Regions from separate parts of the Homo sapiens genome. Here region 1 is linked to region 2. A link is an interaction called in ENCODE POLR2A ChIA-PET data of the cell type or tissue named here. Cell type or tissue: A673. All regions are shown on one strand. Links, peaks and the distances in the headings refer to the core of each region. The heading gives the core; the rest is flanking DNA. Region 1 overlaps CLN5 (CLN5 lysosomal BMP synthase). Region 2 has its middle 400 kb from the start of LINC00561.

Region 1 (4,000 bases), core at 1-4,000, 670 kb after region 2:
AGACATGGTTTGATTCCTACGACTGTTCCAAATTTGTGTTAAGGACCTTTAACAAGTTGGCTGAATTTGGAGCAGAGTTCAAGAACATAGAAACCAACTATACAAGAATATTTCTTTACAGTGGAGAACCTACTTATCTGGGAAATGAAACATCTGTTTTTGGGCCAACAGGAAACAAGACTCTTGGTTTAGCCATAAAAAGATTTTATTACCCCTTCAAACCACATTTGCCAACTAAAGAATTTCTGTTGAGTCTCTTGCAAATTTTTGATGCAGTGATTGTGCACAAACAGTTCTATTTGTTTTATAATTTTGAATATTGGTTTTTACCTATGAAATTCCCTTTTATTAAAATAACATATGAAGAAATCCCTTTACCTATCAGAAACAAAACACTCTCTGGTTTATAAAACACCTTAATTCTACTGCTCTTTTTTCTCCAATCACCAGCATCTGTTTTTCAGGGGGTGATTTTACTTTTGTGAATTCCTTAGCCTTTCTTCCTTGGTGCATAAAGTTAAAATGCACATCAGCAGAATTGCTGCATATTAACATCTCAGGACTCTTCTCTTGTAAAGAAGCTGAAATTCGTACTATATTGGCCAAAGTGAGCGAGTTAGGTGATCTTGGTTTCAATTTCCGAGCCTTTGTTAATATGGAGAATTATGGTTCATATCAGTTATGTAGGACCTTTGGACCCAGGGTCCTACAGATAGATATGGTGTGCCCAGATTTTAAAAATACCTTCAAAAATAAAAAATACATTCAGTGACATTTTCATGGTGGGAGCTCTTCTTTCTGATATGGCAGTTACACTTTTTCACTTAAGTGCTTTAGTTTAGACTAACTTTACAACTTCTATAACTTTTGGAACCAAGTTTAGTATAGTCTGATTACATTCCATTCACCTAACTTTAGACATTCGTTTAGACACCATAACTGGAGTGATTGTGCTTCTAGATGTGGCAAATCCAGTGTTAACACATATTTCTGGCTGAGATTTTGGAACTAGCTAGTAACTGGCTTGTGTTCTTTAAGCATACTAACATCACTAAATCTTAGGATTTAGGATTGCTGTAAAGATGTAAGTTGTGTATGTTTGGCAGGTCACATTGAATGGCAGTGATAATGATTAATCAAAGAACAAATGTCATCCTTGATCTTGCCTAATGTAGTTTATGTGCCAAACTTTCCAGGGTTTTGTAGTCACCTAGATTTTAAGCTGATAGCATAGTGCTTCAGCGGTTCTTCTAACCGGGGTATGCAGGAACATGGCTGCAGACACGTTTGGGTAAACAGGCACCTTCTGACTTCTTCATTGTTTCCTGTAGTTCTCCCTCTTCCCACAAAGCTGTCAGCGCAGTGGAAGAGGTTGCACTTCTCCGAGAGAGGACAGGTTTCTGTTAAGATCACCAAGTAGCTGTGCTTTAATTAGAGCCAGACAAGCTTTCAAGGTCCTTTAAGTATTTGATGATCAACTGAACACGTTTCTATTCAAGGAGAAAACACCATTCAGTAAGAAGATGGAGTAGATATCAGATAAAACAATTCACGTTTAATATGTAAATGTACCAATTATGTGATTCAGTTTCAACTTTCAAGTACTTCCTGAGAGGTTAGTACATTATTATTGAGCTCTCACAGAAAGCTTAATCATAGATATAATTAACCTGATCCAAATGAGTAAAGTGGACCTTAGAAAGGCTAAGTGATCTTTCTCTGGCTATCCAGCTAGTAGTAATGAAGTCAGGTCTTGAACCCCGGTTCTGCTGACTGAATTGGATGCACTATAGTACAGGCTTTTAGCACCGAAGTGTGGTCCTCAGACCAGTGCCTGCCAACCAGATGTTACTGGTCTGTGAGGAAATAAGTACAGATACTGACAGGAAGCTTTTATAAACAATTTATTGGAGTGTTTTTGTTTCTGTTGGGTCTAATTAAAAAAATTGGAGCTTGTATTTTATGTGTCTTTGGTCTTATTTTGTCTAGGAATTCATTTTTGCTGGGTTTTTTTTTTTCAACTGTAGTCCCACAACAGTCTGAAAATAACCCAGTCACCAGATATCTTCCTCAAATACAGAGGGAGAACTTTCTTTCACGCCTCCTTTAGCCTGTCGACTCCTTATAATAATGCCTAAATATTCCAAATTAATACTGCCTCTTTAACCTGCTAATTGTTTTCACAATGTTACAAGAAAACTTGGATCTGTGCATTATCACCATCTAGTGGCTAAACTCAGGCAACACGAACTTCTACCAAACTCAGGAAATTGCTCTGGAAAAACTACAGGATTTTGGATTTCCAGAACTGCCTTGAAGAGACAAAGATTCTTGTACCAAGTTTTGGTCAACTGCAAATCAAAGAACTTGGTTATGCAGGGAAAACAAATGAGGATATCTGTACCTGGAACTTTTAAACAAGATTCTAATAGTTATGTGAAAAAAGCATTCAAGATTTTTGAGTAGGCACAGTGGCTTACGCCTGTAATCCTATCACTTTGCGAAACTGAGGTGGTGGAAGGATCACTGAAGGTCGGGAGTTCAAGACCAGCCTGGCCAATGTGGTGAAACCCCGTTTCTCCTAAAATTAAAAAAAAAAAAAAAAAGCTAGGGGTGGTGGTCCATGCCTGTAATCCCAGCTACACGTGAGGCTAAGGCAGGAGAATCACTTGAACCCAGGAGGCAGAGGTTGCAGTGAGCTGAGATGGCGCCACTGCACTCCAGCCTGGGCGACAGAGCGAGACTCCGTCTCAAAAAAAAAGCATTCAAGATTTTTCATTGTTCCTAAGAATCTTAATTAAATGAAGACAGAAAGCATCATAAAGTCAGGTAACTACAGCACAGACAGCATTAACATTTACAAAAGTATTTCTTAAGAATTAAACCTGTCAGCTCTACTTACAAGATGTAGAGCTTTCAGGTGAAGATGATTCAAGAACATGCTTTCAAAATAGTAGTTGAGAAACCAAAACATAGCCACGCAGAAATCTGCCAATTAAGTTTTGCTGCCCTTTGAGCAATATGACTTAATGTGATTTACTTTAATTATAACTTAAGTACAACTTAAATGCAGTTTCTATTTTGCTATTGTTATAGATGTAGGCTGGGTGCGGTGGCTTATGCCTGTAATCCTAACACATACTTTGGGAGGCCAAGGTGGACGGATCACTTGAGGTCAGGAGTTCGAGACCAGCCTGGCCAACATGGTGAAACCCCGTCTCTACTGAAAATACAAAAATTAGCTGGTTGTGGTGGAGCATGCCTGTAGTCCCAGCTACTTGGGAGGCTGAGGCAGGAGAATCACTTGAATCCAGGAGGTGGAGGTTCCCACGAGCCAAGATCGCACCACTGCACTCCAGCCTGGCAACAGAGTGAGACTCCGTCTCAAAAAAATGTTGTAGATGTATAAAATTTATACATTTTTAGTCTGACTAGGGCTTTAGAGTGAATATATCTCCTCATTAATCTGGCACAAAATTAGTTAAGTAAGTATACCCACAAAGTGTCATCTAATATATTGTTGCATGTAGAGGAAAACACAGTGAAGAAACCTACTAACTTTATTTGGAACCCTCAATATTGGTGGCTCCTTAAAAATTGGAGAAAAAAATCAAGTCTTAGGAAGTCTTATCCAGTTTTATGGTCTGCTGTGGTGGCACTTAATGAATTACCTGGAATTATAGTTCCTGTAAGATGTTTTATTTTTTAAATAGTTGGCAGGCTATACAAAGAGTGATGTTCCAAAACTACACACATGCTTTTTCCCTGTTCACAAAGGCAAACAGGCTGGCCAAAGTGTTTCCAGCATCTTCGTCATATTTACCCTTTATTATCCAAGTGGTTTCCTGCTCTTCAAACCTTCCTTTCAAAATTTTGTCTCCTACTTAAAACAAGTTAGGATTATTTATCCTTTTATTGGACTGATTATTCTAAGGATAAGCTCTTACTTCACTTTCGGAGTAAAAGGCTTTGTGCCCTTTTTAAAGTTGGGTGTCAGCAA
Region 2 (17,616 bases), core at 922-4,921:
AGCAAAGTTGTGGTCAGTTCAGTTTCAGGTGAGGGCTCTCTACTTGGCTTGCAGATGGCCATCTTCTCATTGTGTCCTCACATGGTAGAGAGAGAGAGAGAATGCTCTGGTGTCTCTTTCTCCTCTTATAAAGTCACTAGCCCTATAGAATTAGAGCCCCATGCTTGTCAGCTCATTTAACCTTTATTACCTACTAACAGGTCCTATTTCCAAATACAGTCACATTAATAGTTAGGACGTCAACATGTTAAATTTAAGAGGGACACAAATATTTAGTCCATAACATCAGGCAAAAATCAAAGTGTCAGAAATGCTGCATTTCTTTCTGCAGACTACAGGGAAGAATCCATTTTCTTTCCTTTTCCAGCTTCTGGAGGCTGCTCACATTCATTTGTGGTTTGTTCCATCTGGAAAGCCACGCACTCATTTCCTAGAGCTGCTGTAACAAAGGACCACAGAATGGATGGCTGAAAATAACAGGAATTTATGGTCTGATACTCCTGTAGGCCAGAGGTCTGACATCAAGGTGTTGGCAGGGTTGGCTCTTTCTGAGGGCTGAGAGGGGGAATCTATTCATGCCTCTCTCCTAGCTTCTGGGAGTTTGCAGGTATCTTTGGTATTCTCTGGCTTTCAGATGCATCACTCCAATTCTCCATCTTCACGTGGTGTTCTCCCTGTGTCTCTCCACATCGTCCTCCCTCTGTGCATGTCTCTTTGTGTCCCAGTTTCCCCTTTTTCTATGGACACCAGTCATGTTAGAGGAAGACCCACCCTAGTAACCTAATTTTAACTTCATTACCTTTTAAAAGGGCCTATTTTCAACAAGGCTTTATCCAGAGGTACCGGAGATGAGGACTTGAACATTTCTTTTTGGGGACACATGTAATGCATAGAAGTCAGCAATGGCCACTTGGGTCCTTCTCATATTGCATTACATCATCTCACTTCCTCTTCTGCCACCCTCTTCCACTTTCAAGGATTCTCGTGACTATACTAGGCCTACATAGATAAGCCATAATGCAGGATAATCTCCCCATTTTAAGATCAGCTGATTAGCAACAAAAAATTCCATCTGCTACCTAAATTCTCCTTTGCCATGTAAGAGAACGTATTCACAGGTTCCAGGAATTAGGATGTAGACACATTGGAAGGGCCATTATTATGCCTATCACAGAGAGAAATGGTAATTTGCCAAAAACTCTCAGAAGGAGTCCTAGATATGGCTTGAAGGAAGAGTTAGAAAATCCACTTATGTTTGGGAATGTGAAGATGATGTGACTCTGTAGTGGGCATGTTTGCTAAGCTGCCTTCCAAGGAGAAAGGTTTCTGAGTTTTTGAATGACCTAAGTAAATTCAGTGCCAGAGTTAAAATATCCTGAATGGAGAAGCAGTTTTCCATTTCCACAGCATTCTTTCACAGAACTTCCCCTAATCCTACATCAACTTCATCAATCCTTCACAAAGAAGTTGAAGAAGAGCATCAACTTCTTCCCTAAATAAGTGCTCAACAGATCTTAAGCTTGGGTTTCAGAACAGGGTTGCTATGCTATTTTGTGCACAAATGTGGACTGAAATGCTAAGAGTTCAATTTCAAGGAACAAATTTTTGTTTTAGGACATAGATCCAAAAGAATCAGGTACTTTCTGTACCCCACCCCATCCCTGAAAACATACACACATGCACTAACACACACACACACACACACATACACACACAGCTCATTGACGTTCTATTGGTGAAACAAAGGAGATAAGAGAAAAGGAGTCTTTATAGTGTCCTCACTTAAAACCTGTTTTTCCTGAGTTAGGTGCATATTTAGAATTCTGGCATGGTTTTCTCCATATTCAAGCCCATTCTTACCTTCACTGAATATTTAGATTTTGCTTCATGGTTTTTAAATAATTTATACAGTTAGTATTTATTTTATATTCTATAAATTTGCTGAGACCTCTTACATTCAATATGTAAATTTATTAAAGAAAGTGTACATTCCAATTCCCTGGACTAAAAGGCCGAACTGAATATCCTATTTGGTGTATCTGCCAAGGAAGAAGAATTAGGTAAAAACATTCTGAATTATTTCAAAAATCTCCAGGATCACAGTCAGTTGCTAGAAAGACTGGGTTTTCTTTGGAAATATAAAACAGATGGGAGAAATAAAACAGGGAAAAAGAAAGGGCAAGTATTTGAAAGAATGTAAACAGGAAAGAATGAGAATTATGGAAATAAATGAAAGATGAGAAATCTATGAAGACAGAAATTAAGAGAACATATAAAGCAGGGTAAGACTCAGAATTCTAAGGAAATAGAAACAAGGGTATCTGGAGGAATCTAGAGAGAACTAAGGAAGTAAGTAATTATAAAAACAGAGAATAGAAGATATAAAGATAAAGAGACAGTGGAAGAGGAATGCAAATATGAGCAAAAAATGAAGAGGTGGAAAAGCAGAACCTGGTGGCTAAGATTTTTTTTTTATTATTATTATTCTACGGAGTACATTTTCTTTCAATCCTAAGGGAAGAAAAAAGAGAATGTGTGATTAGACTATGATAAAAAGTGAAGAGATGATGGCAGCCAGAGGGCCAGAACCTTCTCAGGCCACTTGGAGGATGCCGCATTCTGACTTTGAACATTGGCTGGAATTCATTCTTGCTAACATGAATCCAGGAATGATGAATTTCTGGGCGCTGCACAACAGCCCCAGATTCATAAATCACCCATAGACTTTGCACATATGAGTTTTATAAATGATTCTCCAGGCATAGTAATCACAGGCAGTGGGAAAGGAAAATGAGCCTCTCCTTTGCAGCAATTTTCCTCTGTGAAGTTGTCATCCTATGACCAGAGTGCAATCCCCTAAGAGGAGCTGCCTATGTAGCCACTACAAGTTTGCAAGGTTATTGGATCCTTAAGTGACTTCTAAAGGCTTCACTATATGTCGTTTTCAAAGAATGCTGGGGGAAGTCAAAATTTAAATTTCAACACTGTTTAAAGATTGAATGATGTAAGCATTTAGGTGATAGGCCAAATTAATGAAATAAAATAAAAACCTAAGCCTTGAATGTGTAAATATCCAATCAAGTGGCCTAGTAGCTTCCATCTAAATTTGGTGTTCTTCCTTGTAGATTCTGACTCCATATACACTCAATATGTGTGAATCTACAACTGAATGGTGATCTGCATTACAGAATCTTCCTGTTCTCTTAGGATTGTGAGTGTGTGTGTGTGCGTATGTGTGCGTGTAGTCAAGATACTACCTAGATCCAGGGTAGTTTTTGAAATTATTTCTGATTTGCTTGCCACTAGGAAAGAAAGTCTCATGTTGCAAGCTACGCATATTTCCAAAGTTCTTTCCTTTTCAAATAGATATTTTATCATTAAAATTTACAAGTAAAGCCATACTTTTTACTCTTCCGTCATTCAGATATCCAGATTGATGTAAAATGAAAAGAAGAGACTGCTGTGCCATGCACTCTAGGATTATCTATCATGAAATCTTTTTATATTACTTACATACAAACTGACTGAAAATTTAAAAATATATTTTAAAAAATCTTTTTAGCATAAATGTTTTTTTCTTTATCTTTATAGGTATCTGAAAATACTAAAGAATGTACAATCTTATGAAATGAGTCAAGATGCACATTTGTGTTACACAAATGTTTTCATGTTTGTTGCCTGTGTAGTGATTAGTAGTAGTTAGCTAGATGTATAGTTCTCTTAGGGAGCAACGAGAAAGTTTACAATCCAAAGAACTCAAAACAATTTAAAGCATTTTGAATTATGTTTTACCACTAGGTATGATTCTCATAACTGTGAGCCAAAGCATTGCATTTCCTGGATCTAAGCCAACATAAAAATAAAGTCTGAAACCCACAGCTGGGAGTCTCTTTAGAATGCCTTCTTTAAACATTGGTTCATGGAGGGGAAGTGCCAAGAAAAAAAATAAAAGTGTGTGTGTATGTGTGTGTGTGTGTGTGAGAGAGAGAGAGGGAGAGAAGAAAGAAGATCTCAAAGAAGTGCCATAAGATCCAGATAGTCACATTGCCTCCAACCATTTTTGGTATAGTTATGAGTTTGGAGAAAAGAAATAATAATCTCAACCACTTGCCTGTCTTAACTCCAGATGCTTAAAATAATTACTTTTAATATGCTTCTTATTAGATTTCAAACAAACTGCTCTTGACAACTACCTCTAGAAATGTCTTAGTGTTTTCCTTTCTATTTCATAATGAAATGTTTTACCCACTCCAAGAGTGATACTGCAAACAGACATTGCTTCACTCAGATACATATGAAAAACAAAATCTGTAGAAGAGCTCCTAAGTGCTACCTTAATCCTTTTTTCCCCTCCTATCCCTTCTTCTCTCCTCCTCTCCTCCCTCTCTCTCTTCCTTCACTCTTTCTTTCCCAACCTCCCTTCCTCCCTTCCTTCCTTTCTTCCTTCTTTCCATTAATCTGAAATCCTGTGGTGGAAATAGCAAAAGATAAAACGGACTCTAGCATTAGGAGTATTTTCAGAGATCTTGAAACATGACACATAATTTTGAGGCAGAGCATAACTTTCTTTAGTGTTTTTTTAACTAACAGACTTTATGTTTTGAGTAATTTTAGTTTTAAGGAACTATGAGCAGAAAGTACAAATAGTTTCCTTATACAACCCCCCACCCCAGTTTCCCTTATTATTAGCATCTTGTGTGCTACATTTGTTACAAATGATGAGTCAATATTGGTGCATTATTATTATTAAATAAATTCCATAGTTTATAGTAGGGTTCATTCTTTGTGTTATTATTTTTATTACCAAAATATAAAGGATGGAGCCCTGATATTCCCAGAGGCCCTGGTTAGTAGAAGCAGTAGAATTGCAGTAATGCCATTGCCATGTGCCTGAAAGAGTGGTTCTTGTGGGAGAAGACTTGAAGGAGCTAAAACGATGGGTAGGCAGACAGGATAGGAGGGCTAATCAAACTGCTGAGTTCATGGTGGGACCTGACAAGAGAGGCTGCCCCTTAGTTACTCTGTATCATGACGCACCAGGCTCAGAACCAGCCATGTGCTATGGAGTAGGTATAATTCGACTTAGTACTTTCTCTTATCATACACTCCTCATAGAGTTTTTTTTTTTCTCTCTACATTGACTCTGAGGAAGTCTATGAGGGAGATTATCAGTCTCTGGTGAGTATTTTTAACTTTTCAAATGAAGTGATTATACAATGACAAAAGCTTTGCACTTAGAATATAGCTTCTCAACAAATATATTGAAGTTATTTTGAAGAATAAATTGTTTGTTTTAAACAATTTTTTAGCTATTAAAAACGTTGATGCCCAAATAACTGCATCCTCACTATACATAATCTCTTTTACTAGGCCAATACTTACTGTTATTATCTAACTTTTGTGGAGTGCTGTGACTGCAGGGGATACTGGAAAAAGTATAGGAATAAGCCCCCAGTGTTACATAGGCTTAAATTAATTTTGGGGGGCAAAAATTAAAGGTATATAATTAGTTCTATTTGTTATTATTGTAAGTTGAACTGTGTCCCGTTCTCCCCCAACCAAAAAGAAAGAAAAACCCAAAACTGAAACCCCTGTAGCTCGGAATGTGACTTTAGAGATGAAGTCTTTACAGAGGTAATCAAGTTAAAATAAGGTCACTGGGCGGAAGGTTAATCCAAAATGACTGGTGTCTTTACAAAAAGGGAAAATTTGCACACGAAGACGCTGTGTAGACGAAGATGATGTGAGGACACAGGAAGAAGATGGCCCTGAAGCCATGGAGAAAAGAAGTCTGGAAGAGACTTCCCTCACAGCCCTCAGAGGGAGTCAACCCTGTCAACACCGTGATTTCAAACTTCTAGTCTACGGAAGTGTGAGACAATACATTTCTTTTGTTTAAGCCGCTGATTTTGTAGTACTTTGTTATGGTAGCCCTAGTGAACGGATACAATTATGTTTGTTTGTTTTTTTAAAAATTGCTTTCTGTTTGTGCCATATGTAGAATTCTCATTTTCAACTTCAACTGTTTTGGACTGGTGAATAAATTTTAACTTGTCATAGCAATTTTCACCCAAAGCACAATTTATAAAGCATGTATTGCCAGGTACACAAGAGGTATTTAATTTTTCTTTAGATGTATTTTTAAAAGGCTTTACATACTCCTGCAGGATTGCCATGAACATAAATAATGCCTGTAATTGTCTGACACATAGAAATGCTCTATAAATATTACGTAATATTATTTTTAAACGTGCTGTCCACAACAGTCTTCTGAGTGTTGTATGTGGTAAAAGAGACTTTAGAGCAACAGGCTGTAAGACAGAGGAGCCAAAAGAGAGGCTTACATATTCCTCAAGCTGTCCACTCTCCTAAAAATACAATGTATCTTGAATAATTTATCTGAATAAAAACAACACGTGGCTTAAGAAAAGGTTTTGGGTAATAACTTGTTGATGTAAAAGACACATACAGTGGAAAATATTCACAAAGCACTAACGTACAATCTGTGATTCAGGTCTGTTTCCCTGCCCGCCCCCTGCCCCCAAACCCCCAGTTCTTCTAAAGGAGCACTAGGCTTATAACCTCTAATCTTGTGTGAAGCCTTGCTCTCCAGAGTTTCTGTTTACTTCCATTATTCCATGTAGAGCCATATATCTACGGATTTTATGCCTACTTGGACACCAGATATTCTTGCCTCTCCCTTGGGGTAATGGTAACAATCGTTTGCACCAAAAATGTAAATGGGCTGGGCATGGTGGCTCATGCCTGTAATCCCAGCACCTTGGGAGGCCTAGGTGGGTGGATCACTTGAGGCCAGGAGTTCAAGACCACCCTGGACAACATGGTGAAACCTGGCTCTACTAAAAACGCAAAACTTAGCCAGGCATGGTGGCGGGCACCTATAATCCCAGCTACTCGGGAGGATGAGGCAGGGGAATTGCTTAAACCCAGGAGGTGGAGGTTGCAGTGAGCCTAGATCATGCCACTGCACTCCAACCTGGGCGATAGAGCAAGACTCCGTCAAAAAAAAAAAAAAAAAGGGAAATGGTCTTGCTATCTTGTTGCAGTAGCAGAAGCAGCTGAATCTGTTCGGCTAATAAAGACAAAAAAGCAGCCATTCTCATTCTTGTAATGCCTATATGCAGTCTTCATTATCTAGATGAACAAAACTTCATCATCCCCAGTCAGTAAGTCAACCTGCCCATCAGGAGGCAGCCCCACTCACCTCAAGTGTCACACAGTCTTGGATTGGGTTCTCTTACCATGAGGAGGATGCTTGAAAATTCCAACCATAAACATCCACATCCACCAGATCAAGTCCATTTCTTCCTTTCTCTGGGGTAATGAATTTCAGAACTATAACCAAGTTGATTTCAAACTTTTGAGAGAAACCAGAGTTGAATGTTTTGGCTTTGCTTGCTGGTTGACATTTTTTATAAATTACCTCTGTCTTCCCAGACAGAACTATTCATTTAAATAATAAAGTGTGAACTTTGACTTCTGTTTAGCTGGTTTATAAGATACAAGGCTCTCCTTTCAATGTATTAAACAAAATACCTAAACCAGGCATTTTTTTTTATCAATGTATACTCAAAATCTTTACTATTCTATTCTGATTAAAATCCCAGCTGAAATAATTTTTATTCAAAAGACAAATTTTAATGATTTTTAAGCCTGATTCTGAGTTAGATAGAGGCAATGGAGTTAGTAAAAAAATAAATAAATTCTCAGCCCTTCAAAGATTTTGGGGTCAGACTCTCAGATTAGGTCATATATTTTTAATAACCTCACAAATGAGTCTAGTGCACTCAGCCTGACATGGGAACTGCAGACCATATGCAATAAATTTTGGTATTAGTGGAACCCTGAAGTAATTTCAATAATAACTTCTAATGAGATAATTGCAATTTTTATGATTTAAAAATTTCTTAGCAATGATAAATCTCTAAAAAGCAGTTTAGTATAGTGAACATAGATGTCCTTCAGGGTCAGATAAACCTTGACCAAGTTTCCCTGTATTTTAAGTGGGGATTATAATAGTCTTGCAAGTAGACTGGAGACGATATGTATTGAATACCATTACAGTGCCAGGCACACACAGAATGCTCAACAAAGGATACCCATTACTATAGAAGACATGTAAAACCACTTCCCTGGGGAAAGAGTGTAACTTTTGAATTTTCCTAGTTTTTTCTGTATTACCTAAAAACAGCAGAAATTTAGGTGTCTAAACTTCATTGTTTTTTATTTCTACAGACATGCGTTAATAGAATCCTCATATAACAAAACGTTCTTGATTTTTATCAAGGAGTACTAAAAGAAAGCCACACTATTACTTTTGCATGTTTGGCTAAATTGCTGAAAATATTGCTCACTGACCCTATTATAAAGGTTTACCTGTTGTTAAATACAAGGAAACATATTTTTCTTTTAACATACCAGCATTCTTCCAATTATACATAATGATTATTATAGGATTTATTTTTTCTTTAAGCCATCACTGCCAGGAAAGTGAATTCTGACCTAAATTTAATGCTTAACTATAATAATTCTTCTTGGATTTTTTGCATTAGGTTCCTTTCTTTGACTTTACCTCTCAACTCTTATTTTCCTGTCCATATCATTCTTTCCTAGTTTTTTTAAAATTTTATTTTAAAATCATCTTAAATAATGCAGGATGTAGGCATAAATGAATCAACTAATCAACCAAATTTCATAGTCACCTATTCCAGTAATAATGCTGCATAACAAACCTTCCCAAAACTCACTATCCTATGACACAAACATTTATTCTGTCAAAACAAAACTTGCACTTGGCAAAGTAAAACAGGCAAGGAAGATTCTCCAAGACTATTGCAACACAAGAATGATTAATACTCAGTTTGAACCCAACTCCACTCAAACAAAGAGCTGGAGAATTTTTAAAGCAAGGATATTTTGGGGGGTTGAGGAGTAGATAGTAGTCTAAATATGCTTACTAATTGGCTTACCCAAAGGAAACCTAAACTTCCTTCAAGGCAGGAGGTAGTTTTGCAGCTTGGAGCAAAGTACCTGCTGAAGTTAGGCTCCTATCCTGCCATAGAAACTGGGAGATAGGGGTAAGGGGTGCTATCTTCCTTGATGATTACATTTCAAAGACAGGTTCCCAGGTCCTTGAGAAAGACATTCATGAGGCTTTTTAAAACAATTTACATTTCGAAGGGGCAGAGAAAGAATTTACAATGACAAATTTTGTAAAATAAGTTCTTTAAGGGAAGGGAGGTCAGAACCCAGAAAAAGCCTATTTAAAGTTTAGAGAAGCTGAGAGGAAAGTTAAATTCTTCTTAACTTACAGAGTCTGTGCTCTGCTGATTAAGGCTGGGCTCACTCAGGCAGTTCTATTTAGGGCTGCAGCTTAGCTAGACTTGGCTCTGGGATTTGGCTTGCAGGTTGTTCAGCCTGCGGTCTATTTTTCACAAAGTATATTACCAACATGAAAGAGTCAAACTTTACCATGCAATCAATCTAAATCCACTAAGTGTATAACATCTGCCAATATGTTTGACCAAAGCCAACAGACTTGGTCAATGGGTATTGGTCTTAAATATCAAAGGGTTAGGGAAATATATTCTGCCTTCAGTAATAGGGGAGGAATGTGAATATTTGTTGAAAAATAATTCAAACTATCTCAGCAATCAACCATCCAACAGAAGCGAATAATTAGCTGGAGAAGTAGAAACCTTCTCAGAATTAAAAATATATATATTGTTTAGGTGGTCCAACCTCTTTCTCAGCCTCACTTCCATCCTAAGATAGGGATAAGAAAAACAGACAAAAATACAACAAGGAAATATTACAGAAGAGACAAACGAAAATGAAGACGAGGGCCTCCAGTCTTTCAAATTCTTTGATGCACCACTTCAAATTCATGATGCCATAGTGGAAAAAAAATCTTAAAATAACTGAGTAGTCAGACACACACAGGGAGACTGTAGCAAGCTATTATTGGAGAAATTCAGAGAAGAGAAAACCTATTACCTTCATATAAGAAAACATTAATCATTATCATCTGGTGAAGCATACAGATATGAAAACAGGTGACAACAATACAGTTTAATAATAGCATACTAGACTGGATGCTCTATGAAAATAATAAAAGGGAAACAGGAGGCAAATATTTGAAAGTTCAGTTTTCAAGAAAGCAAGCATAAAAGTTTTTTTTAAATGAGGGCACAAAAAGAAGGATGCATATAAACTACTGCTACTCAAAAATGTTTTAGCTCAGAAATCCTTCATATTCTTAAAAATTACTGAGAACTCCAAAGAGTTTTTGTTTTTGTGCATTATGATATTGATATTTAACATACAGAAATTAAAAATAAAAACTTTACATGCTTATTAATTTATTGTAAAATAAAATAAGCTATTATATATCCACATAAATAACATTTAATGAGCATAATTATATTTTAAAAATAAAATTTAGCATAGAGAGAGGCATTATTTTTCATTTAAAAAATGTCTACATGTCTGGCTTAAGAGAAGGTCATTGCATTCTCATATCTATCTCTGCATTCAATTTCTCATTTCAAAGTATTTGAAGAAAATGTGTTTTTTCAGATATGTAGATGGAAAAAGAAGGAATATTTTAATAACTTTTTCAGATAATTATAATTTATTTTTCTTGATACTACAACAAAACTTGACAAGTGGTAGCCTCTTAAAGGCTAATTGAAATACGGAATCTGAAATGATGTCAATGAACTTTACATACTCTGATACATTAAATTTAATTGATCACTCTTGCACTTGGAATAAATCTTTTATTCTGGCATGATTTTGCAATGTTATGCATTTGATCATTTGGAATAAGTTAGTTTATAGTTTTCATTTTACAATATGAAATAATCATATTTGTTATTATTACTACCAATCTCATCAGAAGAGTCAAGTACTGGGAAGCATTCCAGTTCATGGTGGCAAGATAAAAGTTTTTTTCCTGAAGCTATTTTTTTTCCTGAAACCTCACATTTTATTATTGGCAACAAATTATGTGAGTTGTTTTATTCAAGTAACATGTTCATTTTAAAAAATTATAAATAGGTATGGCAGATAAACCAAGACAATAGCTTTTCAGTTGCTCTTAAATGCAAAAAAACTTTTTTGAAACTAGTCAGTTCAACTCACAACTTAAACAAATGCACGAATGATTTTCCCAAAGCTCATCATTCTTGACTATGCAACAGAATCACTTTGCACATACTTTTCATTTTATCACATGGATTGTTAAAAATGTGTGTATACCAACATAGAGAAACCCCGTCTCTACTAAAAATACAAAATTAGCCAGGCGTGGTGGTGCATGCCTGTAATCCCAGCTACTTGGGAGGCTGAGGCAGGAGAATCACTTGAACTCAGGAGGTGGAGGTTGCGGTGAGCCAAGATCATGCCATTGCACTCCAGCCTGGGCAACAAGAGCTAAACCCCGTCTCAAAAAAAAAAAAAAAAAATAGTGTGTATATAAGTGTTGAGATCTAATTAAATCAATGATATTTACTATCTCATCAAGGACATTCTTAACTGAAATCCAGTTTCACTTCCTTCTTTTACTGTGAGTGCAGATGGTGAGGGATACAACAGCTAGCATTGGGTACAGCCTTGATTACTACTAAGGTATTGGAAGTTTTACCCAGCATTGATTTGTTCCATTAGCACAAATGTTTACACAGTACAAAAGGCAAATATCTTAGTATCATTATGAAAATAGATATGACTTCTTGGACCCTGTAAAAAGGTCTCTCAAAGACCTCATGTTGAAAACTAGGGATGAAAAAGATAAAATCATAGTGTAGAGTCTTAAATTTGTTTCTTTATGTATTTTCTTTCTTTCCTCAGAATGCAAACTCCAGAAAAGCAGTCGCTGTTTCTATATTGTTTTTCTTGTATCTTAGCACTTAATACTAGAGGCAGATTAATTGAATATGTAGCTATCTATAATATCTATAGTGTTTATATATGTTAAGTGTTTATATATAAGTTAATGTATTTGTAAGGTTTCATGTTTTATGTATTCGGTCAATAATAGTTAAAACCTATTTTGATAAAACATGTTAGAAGGAAGAATATATTTTTCTACATAAAGTTATAAAATTACTGCCATTTGCTATTTAAGATACAATTAAAGGATCTGCAGCCGAAATACACAGGAAAAAATGTTTTAGGAATGTGTTATGCAATTATTTAATGAAAATGTTGTTTTATTCTGATTTGTTTTCAAATTTGTATTTTTATTCTCTTATTCTAAACAAGTATTTTTTGTACCTAATTTTGTATTCTTGTTGTTAAACAACCTCCCCTCTCAGTTGTATAAGCTTCAAGACTTCAAAACCTAGATCTACTTCTGCATAAAGTAATATCTCACAAACAGTAAGTACTGTTCACTAAGTACTGATTGATTGAGTTAATGGATCTATTCAAGTCTTGTAGTAAAACCTAAATGCCTAATCGAGCTTTACAAATTTTTATTTGGACCAAGCAGTCCAAATAAGGGACAAATTATATAATGATGATGGATAACAAACAAAACCACTTTATATATTTCAAGAAGAATAATCTTTATACTAAAAAGAATAAATATTGAAAAGGGACAACTGTCATCCAAGATAGGAATAGGAGATAAACTGTAAAGAACACAGAGTTGATCAACACTTGCTGTAGTTTCAATCATGCACCCCCACCCCACCCTCCACAAGGTCTGAAAGCCCTAACCTGCAATTGGCAACAGCTCTTGATATTTACGGACCAAATTCCCTCACTGGGAATCACCACTGATAAAATTTGCACTGTTCAGCTTTACCAAACCAAAGCCCATATGTATTCCACTAAAACAAAGTATTTACCTCTGGGCATTGTATATTAGGAAACAAAGTGAAAAAAAATTAGTAGAAATGATTGACAAGGAGAGCCAAGAAATTATCTCATATGAAAAAAGAATAGAGTACTTGGGTTTTAAGGAAAACATACATAAAAGATATGGGAAAAGGCATTAATCAAGGATTAGTGAAATTCACATTAAACCATAGCAATAAATTCTGGAAGATCAAGGCCCCAAGTGAGATATGACTTACTCCCACCCTCAATACACCATGAAACATGTGATAGCCATTTTCATATACTGAATATGAATATCAAGAGAGAGATAGATCCTATTTATCTAGTCAAAGAAAAGACTCTAGTGGCAAATGAGGGACTAATTCACGGATTTAAAGGCATGCAGTGTAGAAGAATTAGATTTATGTAACCCAGAGGTTAGATTTTGAGCTATGGTAAAGAAGCCACAGAAAGACACAAGAAAAGGCATTTTTTAATTTCTCACTCTTTGTATTTGATTCTCTAATTTCAAAGTTAACTTTAAAAAATACATAAAAAATTTCAAGCATCCTAAATTACACAAAATTTGATATTTTTGTATTTATCCTGTCTTTTCTTATAAACATTTAATTTTCATTTTTAAAAAAAGTGCTTATAAACCTACACTAGGTATGTTATATGGTGGGAGAGTTTCAATGACTATATGGAAGGTTGGGCCAGGTTATGTTGATAATCCTTACCAAACCTTACATTCTAGGGTTCTTTTTAATAAATTATAGTTTTTATTTCCTGCATTGGTAAATACTACTATGAAAGTTTTCAGACAAATGACCAATTAAAAAGAGGTCCAATTTTAATAGCCTTAGTTATTAAAATTTTTATCCTGTTTATACACATATGCCTACATTCACTTGCACAAACACACACATATACACACACTCTCATATATTTAATCAAAAGTTATTATAGCAGCTGATATTAAGGGCCAGTATTCTAGGAAGGTAAACTAGTGGAACTTTTCAATTGAGTTTCTATGTAGTGTCTCTGAGAAGTGAGAATGTTACAGATTTAGGAGAAGCCTCTGTTACATGAGATGAAAATATTTTGGCATTACCGCTTCCTGTGTTTGACAATTCTTAAAGTCTGTTATCTAAGTGAATAGATTCAAGCTTCCTATGAGGTGATTTTGTCCTAAAAGATATTCTCAGGGAGGTTACAAGATGGCCGAATAGGAAGAGCTCCAGTCTACAGCTCCCAGCGTGAGCGACACAGAAGACAGATGATTTCTGCATCTACAACTGAGGTACCAGGTTCATCTCACTGGGGCTTGTCGGACAGTGGGTGCAGCCCACGGAGCAGGGTGGTGCATCACCTCAACTGGGAAGTGCAAGGGGTCAGGGGATTCCCTTTCCTAGCCAAGGGAGGCCGTGACAGACGGTACCTGGAAAATTGGGACACCCCCACCCTAATACTGCACTTTTCCAATGGCCTTAGCAAGCGGCACACGAGGAGATTATATCCTGTGCCTGGCTCTGAGGGTCCCATGCTCACAGAGCCTTGCTCACTGCTACCACAGCAGTCTAAGATAAAACTGCAAGGTGGCAGCAAGACTGGAGGAGGGGCATCCGCCATTGCTGAGGCTTGAGTAGGTAAACAAAGCAGCCCGGAAGCTCGAACTGGGTGGAGCCCACCACAGCTCAAGGAGGCCTGCTTGCCTGTGTAGACTCCACCTCTGGGAGTAGGGCATAGCTGAACAAAAGGCAGCAGAAACTTCTGCAGACTTAAACATCCCTGTCTGACAGCTTTGAAAAGAGTAGTGGTTCTCCCAACAGGGAGTTTGAGATCTGAGAACACACAGACTGCCTCCTCAGGTGGGTCTCTGAACCCCGAGTAGCCTAACTGGGAGACACCTCCCAGTAGGGGCCATCTGACACCTCATACGGCCTGGTGCCCCTCTGAGACAAAGCTTCCAGAGGAAGGATCAGGCAGCAACATTTGCCATTCTGCAATATTTGCTGTTCTGCAGCCTCCGCTGGTGATACCCAGGCAAAGAGGGTCTGGAGTAGACCTCCAGCAAACTCCAACAGACCTGCAGCTGAGGGTCCTGACTGTTAGAAGGAAAACTAACAAAAAGGACATCCACACCAAAACCCCATCTGTACATCACTATCATCAAAGACCAAAGGTAGATAAAACCACAAAGATGGGGAGAGACCAGAGCAGAAAAGCTGAAAATTCTAAAAATCAGAGCATGCCTCTTCTCCTCCAAAGGAACGCAGCTCCTCACCAGCAATGGAACAAAGCTGGGTGGAGAATGACTTTGATGAGTTGAGAGAAGAAGGCTTCAGACGATCAGTAATAACAAACTTCTCCAAGCTAAAGGAGGATGTTCAAACCCATTGCAAAGAAGCTAAAAACCTTGAAAAAAGATTAGATGAATGGCTAACTAGAATAAACAGTGTAGAGAAGTCCTTAAATGACCTGATGGAGCTGAAAACCATGGCACTAGAACTACGTGATGCATGCACAAGCTTCAGTAGCTGATTTGATCAAGTGGAAGAAAGAGTATCAGTGATTGAAGATCAAATGAATTAAATGAAGTGAGAAGAGAAGTTTAGAGAAAAAAGAGTAAAAAGAAATGAACAAAGCCTCCAAGAAATATGGGACTATGTGAAAAGATCAAATCTACGTCTGATTGATGTATCTGCAAGTGACGGGGAGAATGGAACCAAGTTGGAAAACACTCTGCAGGATATTATCCAGGAGAACTTCCCCAACCTAGCAAGGCAGGCCAACATGCAAATTCAGGAAATACAGAGAACACCACAAAGATACTCCTCGAGAAGAGCAACTCCGAGACACATAAGTGTCAGATTCACCAAAGTTGAAATGAAGGAAAAAATGTTAAGGGCAGCCAGAGAGAAAGGTCAGGTTACCCACAAAGGGAAGCTCATCAGACTAACAGCAGATCTTTCAGCAGAAACTCTACAAGCCAGAAGAGTGTGGGGGCCAATATTCAACATTCTTAAAGACAAGAATTTTCGGCCGGGTGCAGTGGCTCACGCCTGTAATCCCAGCACTTTGGGAGGCCGAGGCAGGTGGATTACGAGGTCAGGAGAGCGAGACCATCCTGGCTAACACGGTGAAACCCCGTCTCTACTAAAAATACAAACAATTAGCTGGGCGTGGTGGTGGGCACCTGTAGTCCCAGCTACTCGGGAGGCTGAGGCAGGAGAATGGCATGAACCCAGAAGGCAGAGCTTGCAGTGAGCCGAGATTGCGCCACCACACTCCAGCCTGGGTGACAGAGTGAGACTCCGTACCCTCTCCCCCACAAAAAAAGAAAGACAAGAATTTTCAACACAGAATTTCATATCCAGCCAAACTAAGCTTCATAAGTGAAGGAGAAATAACATCCTTTGCAGACAGACAAATGCTGAGAGATTTTGTCACCACCAGGCCTGCCTTACAAGAGCTCCTGAAGGAAGCACTAAACATGGAAAGGAACAACCGGTACCAGCCACTGAAAAAATGTGCTAAATTGTAAAGACCATCGAGGCTAGGAAGAAACTGCATCAACTAACGAGCAAAATAACCAGCTAACATCATAATGACAGGATCAATTTCATACATAACATATTAACCTTAAGTGTAAATGGGCTAAATACTCCAATTAAAAGACACAGACTGGCAAATTTGATAAAAAGTCAAGATCCATCAGTGTGCTGTATTCAGGAGACCCATCTCACATGCAGAGATACACACAGGCTCAAAATAAAGGGATGGAGGAAGATCTACCAAGCAAATGGAAAACAAAAAAAAGCAGGGGTTGCAATCCTAGTCTCTGAAAAAACAGACTATAAACCAACAAAGATCAAAAGAGACAAGGCCATTACATAATGGTAAAGGGATCAATTCAACAAGAAGAACTAACTATCCTGAATACATATGCACCCAACACAGGAGTACCCAGATTCATAAAGCAAGTCCTTAGAGACCTACAAAGAAACTTAGACTCCCACACAATAATAATGGGAGATTTTAACAGCTCACTGTCAACATTAGACAGATCAACGAGACAGAAAGTTAACAAGGATATCCAGGAATTGAACTCAGCTCTGCACCAAGCAGACCTAATAGACATCTACAGAACTCTCCACCCCAAATCAACAGAACATACATTCTTCTCAGCACCACATCACACCTATTCCAAAATTGACCACATAGTTGGAAGTAAAGCACTCCTCAGCAAATGTAAAAGAACAGAAATTAGAACAAACTGTCTCTCAGACCACAGTGCAATCAAACTGAACTCAGGATTAAGAAACTCACTCAAAACCACTTAACTACATGGAAACTGAACAACCTCCTCCTGAATGACTACTGGGTACATAACGAAATGAAGGCAGAAATAAAGATGTTCTTTGAAACCAGTGAGAACAAACACATAACATACCAGAATCTCTGGGACACATTCAAATTTATAGAGGGAAATTTATAGCACTAAATGCTCACAAGAGAAAGCAGGAAAGATCTAAAATTGACACCCTAACATCACAATTAATAGAACTAGAGAAGCAGGAGCAAACACATTCAAAAGCTAGCAGAAGGCAAGAAATAACTAAGATCAGAGCAGAACTGCAGGAAATAGAGACACAAAAAACCCTTCAAAAAATCAATGAATCCAGGAGCTGGTTTTTTGAAAAGATCAACAAAATTGATAGACCAAAAGCCAGACTAATAAAGAAGAAAAGAGAGAAGAATCAA

Evidence for each region. ChIA-PET counts read pairs that join two places held together with the same protein. Peaks named below come from ENCODE experiments on the same cell type or tissue, not always from the same donor. Only the 100,000 strongest peaks of a DNase experiment are listed, where the experiment ranks them.
Region 1: POLR2A ChIA-PET joins it to region 2 with 5 read pairs; 2 of 35 experiments call an interaction of 5 or more read pairs at or near these places.

Annotation. Positions count from the first base shown.
Region 1 is chr13:77,000,560-77,004,559 of GRCh38, forward strand. It overlaps CLN5 (CLN5 lysosomal BMP synthase), which reads left to right. Exons shown (of 4, transcript NM_006493.4): 4 at 1-4,000. The coding sequence ends at 410. Among named protein-coding and RNA genes, the nearest start is that of CLN5, 10 kb to the left of the region's middle. In A673, for the core only: a CTCF peak has its summit at 2,243 (motif pointing left); a DNase peak (open chromatin) is centred at 2,232; H3K27ac peaks cover 644 bases.
Region 2 is chr13:76,328,258-76,345,873 of GRCh38, forward strand. No RefSeq gene overlaps it. Among named protein-coding and RNA genes, the nearest start is that of LINC00561, 400 kb to the left of the region's middle. In A673, for the core only: no CTCF peak of the experiment used is centred there; no DNase peak of the experiment used is centred there.